Linked DNA regions of Homo sapiens: region 2 is linked to region 1. A link is a loop called in an ENCODE intact Hi-C map of the cell type or tissue named here. Cell type or tissue: CD4-positive, alpha-beta T cell. All regions are shown on one strand. Region 1 overlaps MICAL2 (microtubule associated monooxygenase, calponin and LIM domain containing 2). Region 2 overlaps MICAL2 (microtubule associated monooxygenase, calponin and LIM domain containing 2).

The links. A loop is a pair of places that touch in the nucleus more often than their neighbours do. Peaks named below come from ENCODE experiments on the same cell type or tissue, not always from the same donor. Only the 100,000 strongest peaks of a DNase experiment are listed, where the experiment ranks them.
Region 2: a loop joins it to region 1, with 1.9 times the contacts of the local background. A loop is called at or near these places in 7 of 110 quality-filtered maps.

What each region holds. Positions count from the first base shown.
Region 1 is chr11:12,194,704-12,197,203 of GRCh38, reverse strand. The region is part of intron 3 of MICAL2 (microtubule associated monooxygenase, calponin and LIM domain containing 2); the gene reads right to left. Among named protein-coding and RNA genes, the nearest start is that of MIR6124, 32 kb to the right of the region's middle. In CD4-positive, alpha-beta T cell, no CTCF peak of the experiment used is centred here; DNase peaks (open chromatin) are centred at 643 and 1,283; H3K4me3 peaks cover 1,451 bases; H3K27ac peaks cover 1,524 bases.
Region 2 is chr11:12,141,301-12,143,800 of GRCh38, reverse strand. The region is part of intron 2 of MICAL2 (microtubule associated monooxygenase, calponin and LIM domain containing 2); the gene reads right to left. Among named protein-coding and RNA genes, the nearest start is that of MIR6124, 21 kb to the left of the region's middle. In CD4-positive, alpha-beta T cell, no CTCF peak of the experiment used is centred here; no DNase peak of the experiment used is centred here; H3K27ac peaks cover 345 bases.

The DNA.
Region 1 (2,500 bases):
CCTTCCAGGTTTCCATAAGTGTTATGTGGCAGAGCATCTAAGATATGTAAAGGACTGGTGAGATGGCTCTGGGGATTACAGGCTCATGTTCCCAAACCTCAGGAAATTGGCTGGGAACTAGAGAAGAAGAAAAACAGATACAATGAATGCTGGATTGTTTGGTATTACCTCTGACTACTTTAGGAATTTAGAGAAGAAACAGATTAGTGACTTCAGTCAAGAAAGGATCCCTCCAGGAGATAGACCATGAATGGAGAATTGAGGCTGAAGATTTGCAGAAAGAAAACAAATGGCATGCTGAGAAAGAGGGAGGTGGTTTGCAGGGCAGTGGCCAGTGAAGTGAGGGTCAGGGGTTGGTGGGGAAGGTGAAACCAGGAGAGTAGAGAAAGAAAGAGAGAAAGAGAAAGAAAGAGCCAGATCGTGGAGGGACTTGGATGGCAGACTGAAGAGTTTGGACTTTATTCCTCCCCTTTGGATTTTATGAGCTTAGAATAGGATGGAGGTGCTACTTTAGGACAATTGGTTCCAGAGCAATAACAAAGATGGTAAGAAGAGAGAAAAGAAACTAGAGGTAGAGAGGCAGTCAGGGCAGCCTTTGAAACAGTTGACCTACTTTCTTGACTCTCTCCTGCCCTGCAGTTGCTCAGGCACCCTTGCTGCTCCTCCTCATCTTCCTGTCCTCTATACCTGGAAGTGCCTGGGGCTCAGCCTTTATACCCTTCCCTTATTGACCCTGACACCATCTACTTCCATGACTTTAATTACCATCTACATGTTGATGGTGCTCAACCCTGAATATCCCACGGAATCCAGCCAACTGTGCACTGACATTTCTATCTGCTTCAATACGCATTACTCACATAACAGATCTACAACTGAACTCTTATTCCCTCCCTGCAAAAACCTGCTTCTCCCCCATCAACATGGTCTTGGTAAGTGCTACCTACTTTTCTACTTGCTTAGACCAAAAATCTGGAATCAGTCTTGGTTCTTCTCCTCTTACCTCACAACCAATCCACCAATAAATCTTGTTTACTATCTTCAGAACAGATATAGAATCCAATCAATTTTCACCGGCTCACACGCTGCCTCCTTATCCAAGTCATGGCCATCTCTCCTTTGAACTGATATCAGGGCTCCTATCTGGTCTCCCAGCTTCCACCCTTGTCACTTTGCAGTCTGTCCCCATACAGCAACCAGAGCAGTCCTCCTCAAGTCAGATCATGTCACTCACTCGTAGCTCACATCGTTTCATGTCTGCCTGTGGCACTCAGAAGTCAGAATCACAGGATGTGGCTAGGCCTTAGGACCCTATATGATCTCAACCTACAGTTTCCCTTTTGTCCTCAGCTCCCACCACCCCCTCCTCTCACACTCCAGCTGTACTAGCTTCACTGAGCCCACACATGGGCTTTTCACTCGCTTTGTCTTCTGTCTAGAACACTCTTCCTCTAAAAATATATATATTGCTATTTTCTAATACAAAAAAAAAAAAAAAGAAATCTATTGCAGAAAATACACGGGCCTAGTTTTATTTTTCTTCATATTCAACTCTAGTTTTCCAAATAGCATTTTAAACATTTGTAAATATTTCCAGCATCTACTTTTATATTTTCCCATTGTAATTTTTTTGTTTTTAATCTAGTAGCTTTACAACATTTTTTGGCAACATTTCATTATAATACTTTTCAGATATATAGAGAAGCTGCAAGACATCCAAATACTCCCCACCTAGATTCTATGATTAGATTTTGTTCTCCTTGCTTTAGCATGTATCTATTCACATCCGTCTATCCTTCTACTCACTAGTCAATTTATCTTATTTTGTGGTGCATTTCAATTAAATAGCAGAATCAATACATTTCCTCCCAAATATTTCAGCATGTATCTCATTGACTAGAGTTCAATATTTGCTCAAGGTTTTGTTTTGGTTTTGTTTGGTTTTTAGAGACAGGGTCTTGCTCTGTAGCCCAGGCTGGAGTACAGTGCCACAATCACGGCTCACTGCAGCCTCGAACTCCTGGGCCCTAGTGATCCTCCCACCTCAACCTCCCTAGTAGCTGGGACTATAGATACACACCACCACACCTGGCTAATTACAAAAAAATGTTGTAGAGAGAGGGTCTCCCTATGTTGCCTAGGCTGGTGGGCCCTCAAGCGATCATCCTGCCTCAGCCTCCCAAAGTGCTGCTGGGATTATAGACATGAGCCACTGTGTCTGGCCCAGGTTTAAGGTAAAATGTATATAAAATGAAATCCACATACTCTTTTTTCCTACTGCCTGTATAACTGCAGAAAGGTGCACATATCTTAAACATATCATTTGATGTGAAAAATTACAATATATTTTCTTTTTATAGCCTCGGTTTTCTCCCTGTGAATGGTCATTCTTCTAACTGACCCTGTAAATTCTTGTCCCTTGGGCTCTGGTGCTGGTACCCTGGTGTTTTCTTTTAATAGCACAGAGCTCCTAGTCGAGGGGTAAGGCCTGGATCTGGCC
Region 2 (2,500 bases), 53 kb after region 1:
TGGTCTTTATTTTTAAGTAGCTTTCTCAACCCAGAGCCCCAGCTCCTGCAGAAATATTATGTGACCCTGTCTGGAATGCAAAATGATCCCTGGAGAGTCAATCTGCGCAGGAACTCACAAGGGTGTTTGCTATCAGCTTATCTGGCAAGAGGAATCTGAGACATTTTAAATATGAACTGTTGGTGTGGCCCGTCCCACCCCATTCACTTTGCCCCATCAATAATCACTTCCATTGGTGTGTGAGACACAAAATGCAGAAAACGGACACAAACTCTCTGAAAATGAGCCCCCAGCAGAAGTTCCTTTCTCTATATGGAAACATCCATCAGGCAGCTGGAGAATTCATATTTGGAGAAGCTTTCCTGGTCTCTGCTAATGTTTCTTTCAATGAATCTCACCTAGCAGCAAGTATTTTGCAAAGCCCTTGACAGTCTACTTCTGAACTCCCCTCCTCTCCCACTTCAGAGCTGATCTCTCAACTGAATGTCTCATTCCTTGCACCCTCAGCTAAGAAAAAAGCATGCCCACTACTCCTCCTTACTTCTAAACACCAAATCAGGCCCTTTCACACCTCCACCCAGTTTCCTTGGAGAACCGTCTGCCTCCTTTTCTGCCTGGCAACCTCCTGATCATCCTTCAGTACCCAAGTCTCACAGCCCCTCCTTGGTAATGCAGTCTTCCCTGTGTGCTGCTCTCTTCTCAGTGCTTCCAGAGCGATAAGGGAGCTATGACTGTCATCATATACATCTGTCCCACCACCAGGCTAGGCCACAAGTCCTAGGAGTAAAGGGACTAGGTCTTACTCACTTTTGCATCCCAAGAACCAAGCCCAGGACCTGGCATTTGGAAGTCCCATGATAAATGTTTGACGCTTCAGTCAATGCCTTGCCTATTTTTCCCCAGCCCTCCCTTCTGTGTGCAGAGAGCCATGTGAAATGTGGAACCAGGAAGGGCTTTAGAGTCAGATACCTTGCGTTTGAGTCCTGGCCCTTGTGGGCATGGACAAGTTATTTAACCTGTAACTGTCTCAATTTTCTCCTCAGTACAACAGGTAGCCATGCCTATCTCTCAGAGAGCTGCTATGAGGAAAAACAAGGTAATATATGTAAACCTAGTGCTTGCCCAATGCAAAGTGCTCCAGATGCATTTCCTTGAGCTCAGCAGGAAGTGTTGGGCCAAATGGAGTTCTACAGAAAAAGTGAGTGGTTTCCATTCTGGTTTATGTGCCATCAGCATAGTGCTGGGATGGCCAGTCTCTGACTGAAAAAGCCCCTCTCAGAGCAAGCAACAGTGTAATCCATGCCCTTTGCTGGAGGTTCTCACAACAAGGCCTGCTTAGCAACAACGCTCATATGATTTTGATTTGAATGGCAAACTCACAAGAGGCTACTCCTGCTAAGGCTGGGCCATCTTATAGCCTTCATTTCCTGTCTTGAATTAATCTTTCACCCCAAGACACATCATAAAACAGAATAACGGCAACTCAACAGTGTTAAGTCACTAAATACAAATCAAAACAGCCTGCACATAAGAAGCCTCAACCTCTCCATGCTGTTGCACCCAGGTTTTATTAGGCCTTGATAAACAATGAGGTAGGAGCTGTGGGGGCCCTGCTAACACCTTAGACATTCAAGTGCAGGGTGGAGGAGAAAAGAGGAAGGCACGGTGGCTGAACCCACATGAGGAGGCAACATGGAACTGCAGAGAGAGCCACTTGCTGGGAATCAGGAGACTTAGCTTCTGTCTCACTTCTACCACCAGCTTGCGCTATGGGTGTGCTTGAGTCATGTCTCTGGGCCTCAGTTTCTTTACTAATAAACGGGAGAAGTGGATTAAAGGATCTGTCGTTCTTTTCAGCTTTAATACTTTACAATTGTAAATGTTAGAGACAAATCCACCTTCCCTAGCCTTTCCCCTTTTCATATTGGTTGTCCATCTGAGGTATCTCTCATCTCTCACTGAGCAACCTTCTACCAATGCTATTCCCTTTATTTCTCCAAAGTGTCTGGTCACCCCTGATCACAAGGGTTGGCCAACTTGGGGCCATATTCTTAAGAACATATTGACTACCCTCTGATCAAAAATTCAGTACAATCCAGGTACCCTGGGGCATCAAGGACTTGAAAATCCCAACAACCTTTAATCCCATTTTCCTCTGATACCAACCAACTTTCACTCCTTAGATCTCTAAGAGTCTCACAAGGTTAGAGTTTTCTCCCATGCTGCTTGGCAGAAGAGTAGGGCAACAACAGGAAGTTCTTATCTGCACTCTGGCATAACTCAGGGTGGCGCAGGGGAGAGATGGCAAAGCTACAAAGATCAGGATGAAAGTGCTTACAGAAGCAAGCTCTGACCACATGAGGAGGAGGTGACCTGGAGGAGAAGACAGTGCTAATCACAAGGACAAACTGAGAGAGACACTGAGGACCAGGACCACAGAAGTCAAGGAGACTTCTTTAAGATACCACCAAACCTCCACCCCTCCCTGAATTCCTGAATA